Linked DNA regions of Homo sapiens: region 2 is linked to region 1. A link is a contact called in ENCODE Hi-C or POLR2A ChIA-PET data. All regions are on one chromosome and are shown on one strand. Each heading gives the region's core, a stretch centred on a gene start or an enhancer-like site at or near the end of the contact. The rest is flanking DNA. Distances are from core to core; before and after follow the strand shown.

What was found. Hi-C counts contacts between places; a loop is a spot of excess contacts on that map. ChIA-PET counts read pairs that join two places held with the same protein, here RNA polymerase II (POLR2A). Pooled maps may share reads with other maps.
Region 2: POLR2A ChIA-PET joins it to region 1 with 10 read pairs in activated B cell. The contact joins two enhancer-like sites. A Hi-C loop is called at or near these places in 2 of 37 single-sample maps with no recorded cell type and 2 of 50 pooled maps. POLR2A ChIA-PET finds 5 or more read pairs at or near these places in 2 of 52 experiments (activated B cell and naive thymus-derived CD4-positive, alpha-beta T cell).

The regions. Positions count from the first base shown.
Region 1 is chr3:133,410,770-133,415,166 of GRCh38, reverse strand. The region is part of intron 1 of BFSP2 (beaded filament structural protein 2); the gene reads right to left. Among named protein-coding and RNA genes, the nearest start is that of BFSP2, 13 kb to the right of the region's middle. Within about 2 kb of position 2,251, at least 5 of the 41 ENCODE cell types and tissues checked have a DNase peak (open chromatin) inside an H3K27ac peak, as active enhancers do.
Region 2 is chr3:133,471,989-133,476,385 of GRCh38, reverse strand. It overlaps BFSP2 (beaded filament structural protein 2), which reads right to left. Exons shown (of 7, transcript NM_003571.4): 6 at 3,821-4,041; 7 at 1,178-1,417. The coding sequence ends at 1,414. All of the region lies in intron 1 of BFSP2-AS1 (BFSP2 antisense RNA 1), which reads left to right. Among named protein-coding and RNA genes, the nearest start is that of BFSP2-AS1, 17 kb to the left of the region's middle. RefSeq lists enhancers at 853-922, 2,506-3,165. Within about 2 kb of position 2,010, at least 12 of the 41 ENCODE cell types and tissues checked have a DNase peak (open chromatin) inside an H3K27ac peak, as active enhancers do.

The DNA.
Region 1 (4,397 bases), core at 1,002-3,501:
ATGGGGAGAGGACGGGGGAGAGGGCAGGGTTGAGTAGAGGGGTAAGTAGAACAGAGGAGGCAGGGCTGAGTAGAGGGGAGAGGACTGGGGCAAGTAGAGGGGAGAGGACAGGAGTGAATAGAAGGGAGAGGGCAGGGATGAGTAGGGGGGTGAGTAGAGGAGAGAGGACAAGGGTGAGTAGAGGAGAGATGGCAGGGGTGAGTAGAGGGGAGATGGCAGGGTGAGTAGAGGGGTGAGCAGAGGGGACAGGGCAGGAGTGAGTAGTGGGGAGAGGACAGGGATGAGTAGAGGGGAGAGGGCAGGTGTGAGTAGATGGAAGAGGGCAGGGGTGAATAGAGCAGACGTGGTAGGAGTGAGTAGAGGGGTAAGCGGGGGGGGGGTGGCAGGGTGAGTAGAGGGGAGAGAATAGGGGTGAGTAGAGGGGAAATGGCAGGGGTAAGTAGAGGGGATAGGGCAGTGGTGAGTAGAGCAGAGATGGCAGGGTGAGTAGAGGAGTGAGTAGAGGGGAGTGAGACAGCGGTGAGTAGAGGGGTGAGTAGAGACGAGATGGCAGGTATAAGTAGAGGGGAGAGGACAGGGCTGAGTAGAGAGGAGAGGGGAGAGGGCAGGGGTGAGTAGAGGGGTGAGTAGAAGGGAGAGGGCAGGGGCAGGTAGAGGGGTGAGTAGAGGGGAGAGAGCAGGGGTGAGTAGAGGAGAGAGGGCAGGGGTGAGTAGAGGGGAGAGGGCAGGGGTGAGTATAGGGGTAAGTAGAGGGGAGAGGGTAGGGGTGAGTAGAGACGGCAGGGGTAAGTAGAGGGGAGAGGACGGGTGAGTAGAGGGGTTTGTGGAGGGGAGAGAGCAGGGGTGAGTAGAGGGGTGAGTAGGGGAGAGAGGGCAGGGGTGAGTAAGGTGAGAGGACGGGGTGAGTAGGGGGGACAGGACAGGGGTGAGTACTGGGTTTTGTGGAGGGGAGAGGGCAGGGGTGAGTAGAGGGATGAGTAGGGGAGAGAGGGCAGGGGTGAGTAGAGGGGAAAGGGCAGGGGTGAGTAAGGTGAGAGGACGGGGTGAGTAGAGGGGAGAGGATGGGGGGAGTAGAGGGGTTTGTGGAGGGGAGAGGGCAGGGGTGAGTAGAGGGGTGAGTAGGGGAGAGAGGGCAGGGGTGAGTAGACGGGAGCGGACAGGGATGAGTAGGGCGTGAGTACAGGGGCCAGGCAGGCGTGGGCAGTTACATTCAGCAGGGGACTTTGTCTTCTGCATAATTTTTCCCAGAGCCTGCTGAAATGCGGGGGCTTTCTAACTTCCACACTGTAGTGTTATTTAGTTAGCGCTTATTTAGATGGTTATTCGTTGGTCCTGCAATAAACATGTAACTAAAAAGGACAAGTTGTTTTCCAGTGGTGGTCAGTTTGGTGGTGGAGATTTCCACTCCTGTGCCCTGCATTCACTCCCTCCTGAGGACTGCTGAAATCACTTCTCGTTTCTGCTGAATAATGCACTTGTGACAGCCAGCTCTACTAGCTCGTTTACAACCAGATCAATGAGTCTTTATGTGCTTTTCCCCAGCCAGACGACAATAAACTAGGTTTTATTTGCCTAAATTGAGTCCTCAAATTCGGTGGATCAGCATAAACCCTCTGGGAGAGCGCTGGGGACCCTGAGTAACATTCTGCTTGGTTCAGCCATTCTTTCACTAATTCCCCCGTAAAAAGCCACCACATTTGTCCTCAGCACTTGTGCCAGCTGCCTGGATTAGTTTTAATTTAGCTCTTCTGGAGAGTGTAGCCCTTTAGAACATCTTTCCTATTGCTCTTCTGTACGCTTGTTTAATTTGGCTGGGTTTGTTTTGAGAGGAGCTGTGGAGATGGGTCTTCTCTCCCACCGGGACACGTCAGTAGAAAGGTTCTCTTGCTTCCGTGGAGTTCTGAAGGCTTCCCCTGCCCCAAGACCTGATAGGAATTACTGCTTCCCCCACCCCAAAAGCCACTGACAGGACTTTTATTTATTACTGCATATTTTATTTAAGGTAAAACCTCCAAACAGTGTCAAAGAGTATATACCCCAAAGTAAGCCTGCTCCTGCCCTGTCTCCAGCCCCAGCCCTCTCACCAGAAGCCTCCACTGTCCGCAGCCCCTATGTGTGCTTCCAGAGAGGGTCTGCCCTCCACTTTCTAAGAAACAGAAATAGTAGCAGAGCACAGACGTGGTTACTCAGATACATTCTGGCGCCAGCTCCACGTCAGTATCTAACCAGCATCCTGGTTCTCTTCTCACAGCGGCAGAGGATTCTGCTGCGTTGTTTCTCTGTGTCAGACATTGCAGCCGCTTCCTGTCTCACTGCTGGTCTGGAATTTCAGAGAACCCCTGAGCTGGAGTTCTGAATTGAAACCTGGAGCCTGTCTGGTTCCACATTCACCTTTCACCACCGGCCGTTTCTTGAACACCCGCTGTGTGTCGAGGTATGCCTCCCTGTGCCAGGCTCTGGAAGTGGAGAGGGAGGGAGACAGAGCAGTGGCCCCGGCAGAGCTGGCGCTTGGTAGGAGGCCTGCCCGGCACCCAGACTGCCCTGAGGACGCCATGCCCGGCTCCCACCTTGGTCCACGCGGGGCCCCGCTCTGAAGGGCCATCTTCTGGCATCTTCCTTGGGACCCACATTCAGTCCCCACTTCCTGGGGCACCCTTGCTGAGAACTAATCAATACCCTGCTCTTTCTGGAAACTCCCACAGCGTATGTCGGTTGATCAACGCGCTCATGTAAGCAGCTGTTTGTGTTACTGCTCACTTAATGTATGTCTTCAAGTTTATTCAATTCCACAAACTTAAAGCATTGATTATGTGCCAGGCGATTTACACACATCATTTCATTTACATTCCTGCACCAACCCGATGAGGTAGGTCTTCTAGCTGCATTTTTACAAAAATTTCAAATGTCAGTCACAAGAAATCTGTTATAGTGGACCCCCATATATGCATCACCCAGCTTCCTTGATTATAAGCACGTGGCCTATTTTGTTTTACTTGTGCCCACACGTCTTGCCACTCTGCCTGAGATTATTTTCAACAAATCCCAGACATCATATTATTTCTTCTTCAAATATTTCAGCCTGTACTGGCAAATTATAAGAATGCTTTAAAAAGAACACATGACTTCACAACGATGATCACGTCTAAAAATTAATAATACTTTCGTAATACTTTCTCAATTATCAAATAGTGTTTATCTTTTCTCGTGTCTAATATATTTTTTAATTGTTTGGATAGTGATCCAAATAAAGCCCATTTTGATGGGCTGATATGTTAATTTAGTCTCTTTTACTGTATAGATTTCTCTTACCATCTTGCTTCTTTCCCTTGCAATTTTTATTTGTTAAAAAATTGGGTCTTTTGTCTTATAGTTTCCCAGAGTTTGGATTTTGCTGGTTTCATCTCTATAATAATACTTTTATTATTTTCCTTATGACTGTCTAGTTGTCTAAATATCACTTATTAAAAAGTCCACCCTTCCCTCTATTGGCTTCAAGTGCTGCCTTTATTAAAACTAAATTTCCAGACACAGTAGAGCTTACTATAGAATTAACCCGTTCATCTGACCCCCTTCTTTTCTGTAAATTAGTAGTTTTATCTTGAGGCTTAATCATATTCAGGTTTTTTGTTTGTTTGCAAGACTACTTCATAGGTGGTGATGTGTACTCCACCAGGAGATGCAGAACGGCTGCTGGTCGCATTTTGTGAAGGTCATAGCCATTTGATTATTGTTATTGCCTAGAGCCATTGTTTTATTATAGATATAAATAAAATTAATAATTCTATTATTTTTCTTTATTAGCTGGAATACATCTATAAAAAGATAATTCCTCTCTTTATTTATTTTTCTTACTGGATATACCTATAGGTCTTATAAGAAAGGCAGGAAAATGCTTTATTTTCTCTCATTATTTACCAGTTTTAAAAATGAGTTGGTTCCTCAGTGGGCTCCAAAGGTGATTAATTAGTTTTTTTTTTTTTTTTTTTCGGTGTTATACTGACATATTTGATGGATTTCAATCTATTGCAGTTAATGTTCTTAATAATATTCTTTTAAAAATTGATGGATCATGCTTTTATTCTATAACTGACTTACTTTAATATTTGAAAACTGTAAATGACATTTTGTCTATTTCCCAAGAGGGGAGCTAACAGGTCTCTATGGATTCACTTGGAAGTGGCTCACAAGTCTTTCTTTAAACTTTAAAACATCTCTAAACTTTTACATTCTTTACTATTAAGGCAAAAAGGCAGTTCAAGTTCAATCAGAATTTCATGTTCAATTGCTTCACATAGTCACAATATTAAAAGCTCTGAATGTGTGACTTAGGTCCAGCGGTTAGAAAGGTATTTTCAGCCTGGCGAGATGTGCTTTGCTGCTGGGCTGCAGCTCATTTG
Region 2 (4,397 bases), core at 761-3,260, 61 kb before region 1:
GCTCTGTTGCCCAGGCTGGAGTGCAGTGGCACAATCTCGGCTCACTGCAACCTCCGCCTCCTGGGTTCAAACGATTCTTCTGCCTCAGCCCCCTGAGTAGCTGGGACTACAGGCGCCCGCCACCAAGCCTGGCTAACGTCTGTATTTTTAGTAGAGACGGGGTTTCACCATATTCGCCAGGCTGGTCTCGAACTCCTGACCTTGTGATCTGCCCACCTTGGCCTCCCAAAGTGCTGGGATTACAGGCATGAGCCACCGCGCCTGGCCACCTTGCTTCTCTTATAAGCAATCCTTAAGGATAAATAAATGTTCTTTTCTTTGTGTGGGCCTTGGTTATTTGGACCCTCGGGTATGGGGGTTTTCAAATGTACCAGTGTTGGATACATCCCCCTGTCTGGATTAGCAGCTCACAAACACAAAGACTCAGCTTGGATATTTTGGTCTGTAATTCTGTGTGATAGGTAGACCAACAGAAGTTTGAGGGAGGAATGACAAAATTAAAGTTGGGCTTTTTTTTTTTTTTTTTTTCCTTTCAGTTTTAGAGACACTGAGAACCTGTGGTAGGACACAGGTGGTGGTTTCAATTTTAATCAGAAGGCAAGAGAGTCTTGCCTGGGTAGGTGGCAGATGCATGAACTATATTTGGCTGGCTTAGGCCCTGAGAGAACTGGAGAAAGGACCCTGGAAGAAAATTCTGAGGCTGTAAGTGGGGTGAGCAACCACAGTGTAATTAATCCCCCACTTAGATTGAATGGGTTTAGATTGGGCTTAGATTGAAGTTCCCTTTTAACTGATTGAGAGATGCTCTGCCAATAGCAAGTGAAATGTGTGTGTCTGCACATGAATATGCATGCAGAGTATATTAAAGAGGTCTGAATACTCCACGATGCCTGTAATTATGAAACATGTGATAAAGCACCACACTAATCCCCTCTCGAGCAAGAGTGTTGTTTTTTGTCCCAGACTGCGTCAATCCTGCATGCCATGAGCACTGCTTTTGCCTCCGCAGCACTTTTATGTTGACAAACCCAAGAGCAGGTGACCCTAGGGAGGCAGATGGCGTCACACTCAAGGGAATCCTTCCAGAAGCCTTCAAGCATAGCTCTGTGAGCAAAGGCCAGACAGACAAAGTGATATCCATCTCGACCCTATAGTGAGTTGAACAAGGTGGGCAAACTGGACGCTGCGCACAAAGCATTTATTTGAAGGAGGACAAGGGAGATTGCTCAAGCTACAGACTACTCAGATTAAAGCAGAAGGATCCTCTCCACTTCCAGGAAGCTTTTCAGCTCAAGCTGAATTAACCAGGGAATCCAGCAGGGACTGGAGCTCAGGAGAAAGCTCCTCAAGCAACTTCTTGGGTCAGCTGTTGAGGAAGGGTGTTTTCTTCATGAAAAAGAGGAAGTTTCTCCATCAGCTGAAAGGAAACACATAGGAGTCAGAAGCAATGGGTGAGGAAAATCGGTCATTCTATCACAATAGGATTACGAGAAAGGGGGCCATCTCATGAAAGAATCTGGCCTTTGGAACAAGATAGTTTTGGGTTTTAAATAATTACTCCATGGTTATTTGCTGTGAGACCTTGGGCCATGACTTAAGCTCTCTGAGGCTTTGTTTCCTGTCTCTAAAACACGGATCATGAGGTTGTCTTGGCAGGGTTTGGAGGATAAACAAAAATAATCAAGAGTCAGGTCTGCCTTGGCACTCACTAAATGAACGTAGCACATAGATTCTTAAGAAGTAACTCGGCCTAACTCACTGCTCTTGCTGTTTGTTTAAATTGACTTTGTGTGTTTATACAGATGCTCATAGGCATCTGAAAAAAAAATACTTTGTTAGGAACATCTGGCTTTTATAATCAACAAAAATCAATTCAATAAAAGACAGTTGGAGAGGAGCTGGATGACATATTTTCCATTTGAAAGCAGGGCGTGGTTAGGTCGCTTCCTTGAGGCTCTCCCGCCTTCTGAATAAAGAGAGGTTACACAGTTGGAGAGAGCAGGAGACCTGGGCTCCCATCCCAGTGCTGTCTCCGCCTCCTGTGTGATCATGCGCAAATCTTTTTCCATTCTGGGTCTTTGTGTTCTCTCTTGAATCAGGAGGGGTTGGATGATACAATCACTAAGCTGTCTCTATTCCTTATTCAACATATGTCAGACAAGGAGTCTTGGAGGGAAATAAGAAGGCATAGAACTATGATACAAAATAAGGGCCTGGGTTTCTGGAAAGAGTTGGCAAGGAAGCTAAGGCCCAAGGCTGATGTATATGCCTCTGGAATCCTTATCTATTAAAAAAAGAGTGAGTGCAAGTGTGTGTGTGTAATTATGGCAGACTAACTCAACTCCTAGTCCCAACCCCTTGCCTGCCTCCACTATGGAGTCTGGAAAAGCTAAAGAGTTGCTTTCTTAGCCTCCCTTGCAGATGGGTATGGCCAGTATAAGCAGGTTCTGGCCAATGAGATATAAGGGACAGTCCACTGCAAGCCTCAAAATGTCTTTCCTTCACTGATTAAAGGAGAGGATCATTCAAGAAAAAGCCTTTTGACTTTTCATTTTGTTCTGTACTAAGAAAAATTCTTCTGCCTTGGGATCCTGTTGACCTGTGACCTTACCCCCAACCCTGTGCTCTCTGAAACATGTGCTGTGTCCACTCAGGGTTAAATGGATTAAGGGCGGTGCAAGATGTGCTTTGTTAAACAGATGCTTGAAGGCAGCATGCTCGTTAAGAGTCATCACCACTCCCTAATCTCAAGTACCCAGGGACACAAACACTGCGGAAGGCCGCAGGGTCCTCTGCCTAGGAAAACCAGAGACCTTTGTTCACTTGTTTATCTGCTGACCTTCCCTCCACTATTGTCCTATGACCCTGCCAAATCCCCCTCTGCGAGAAACACCCAAGAATGATCAATAAAAAAAAAGAAAAAGCCTTTTTTTTTTTTTTTTTTTTTGCTGCTGCCTCTTCTCTCCCACTTCCGGCCAGGAATGAGGATGTGATGTTTGGATCTGTGGCTGGCATATGGTAACCATGGGGTGACAAAGATAAAGACAAAAAGCCAATGTTGTCATGGTATGTTAGAAAGATGAAAAGAGCTTGAGTCCTTAATGAAATCTTTGAGCAGCCTAGATCACCTGTTTCTGGGACTCTTAAATAAATGATTTACACATCTTTGCTACTCAGAGTGTAGTCTGTGGAGCAGCAGTATAGTCATCACTTGGGAGCTTGTTAGAAAGGAAGACTCTCAGACCCCACCCCAGACGTACTGAAGCAGAATCTGCATTTAAAAAAGATGCCCAGCTGGGGTGTCACGGCTCACACCTGTAACCCCAGCTATTCTGGAGGCTTAGGTGAGAGGATCACTTGAGCCCAGGGGTTTGAGTCGAGACCAGCCTGGGCAACATACCGAGACGAGACCCTGTATCCAAAAAAAAAAAAAAGATGCGCAGGGTTTTGAGTGCACATTAGTTTCAGGAGCACTGGTTTATAGCCTCATTAATTAGGTTCTATTACAAGCAACTGAAACATTCCTAACAGCTATTATGTACGTCCTAGGTATACACATGTATGTGAATGTATGTGTGTATATATACATACATAAATATGCATACATATAGAAAATGTATTAGTATGTGAATATATTATATATATTATTTGTATGTGAATAGGAAAGGAAGGACACAGCTAGGCTGTGGGAATGGGTGCCTATGTGAGAGGAAGTCTGGGGTGATTTCTTCTTAAATACTTCTACAGTGTTTGGAAAATAATTATTTTTAAAGCCATGAATATGCATCTCTTGGATAATTGACGCGGAAGCGAGGCTTACCCGCTCTCCTCCCTGTCCAGCAGGGCGTGGTAGGACGCCACGTCCTTCTGCAGCTGGCACTTGCGGGCCAGCAGATGCGCGCGCTCCTGTTGCTGCTGCTCCGCCTCCGCTCGGATTTCCCTGAGCTCCGCCTCCAGCCGGCCGACCACAGCGCCCAGGTTCTGGAGCTCCATGTCATGCCAGTGCTTGGCATCGTGCAAGGTGTTCTCCAGGCCTCGTTTCTACAAAAGAGCGAACCCGGTCCAAACCCGAGGACAACAGGCCGGGCCCTTGAAGAGGGAGGTGTGCAGAGCAGTGGCAGGGGCTGGTGGTAGCCTGGACTATTCCCCTCGTGGCAGGGACCTTGCCAGTTATGGAGACTGATGGGGGTTATTCTTAGTGGCTCCGTGGGAAAAATAAGGAATCCCACTCAGGTCAGACTGTGGATTAGTCTGATTGATCTTTTTGATGGGAGAGAGGGTGAGGGAGGCGAAAAAGAGAAGGAGAGAGGGAGGGAGAAAAGAAAGGGGGTGTGAGGAGAGAGAGGAGCGGGGCAAGAGGGATAGGGATTGAGAGAGACAAATGAGAGGCAGCTTGC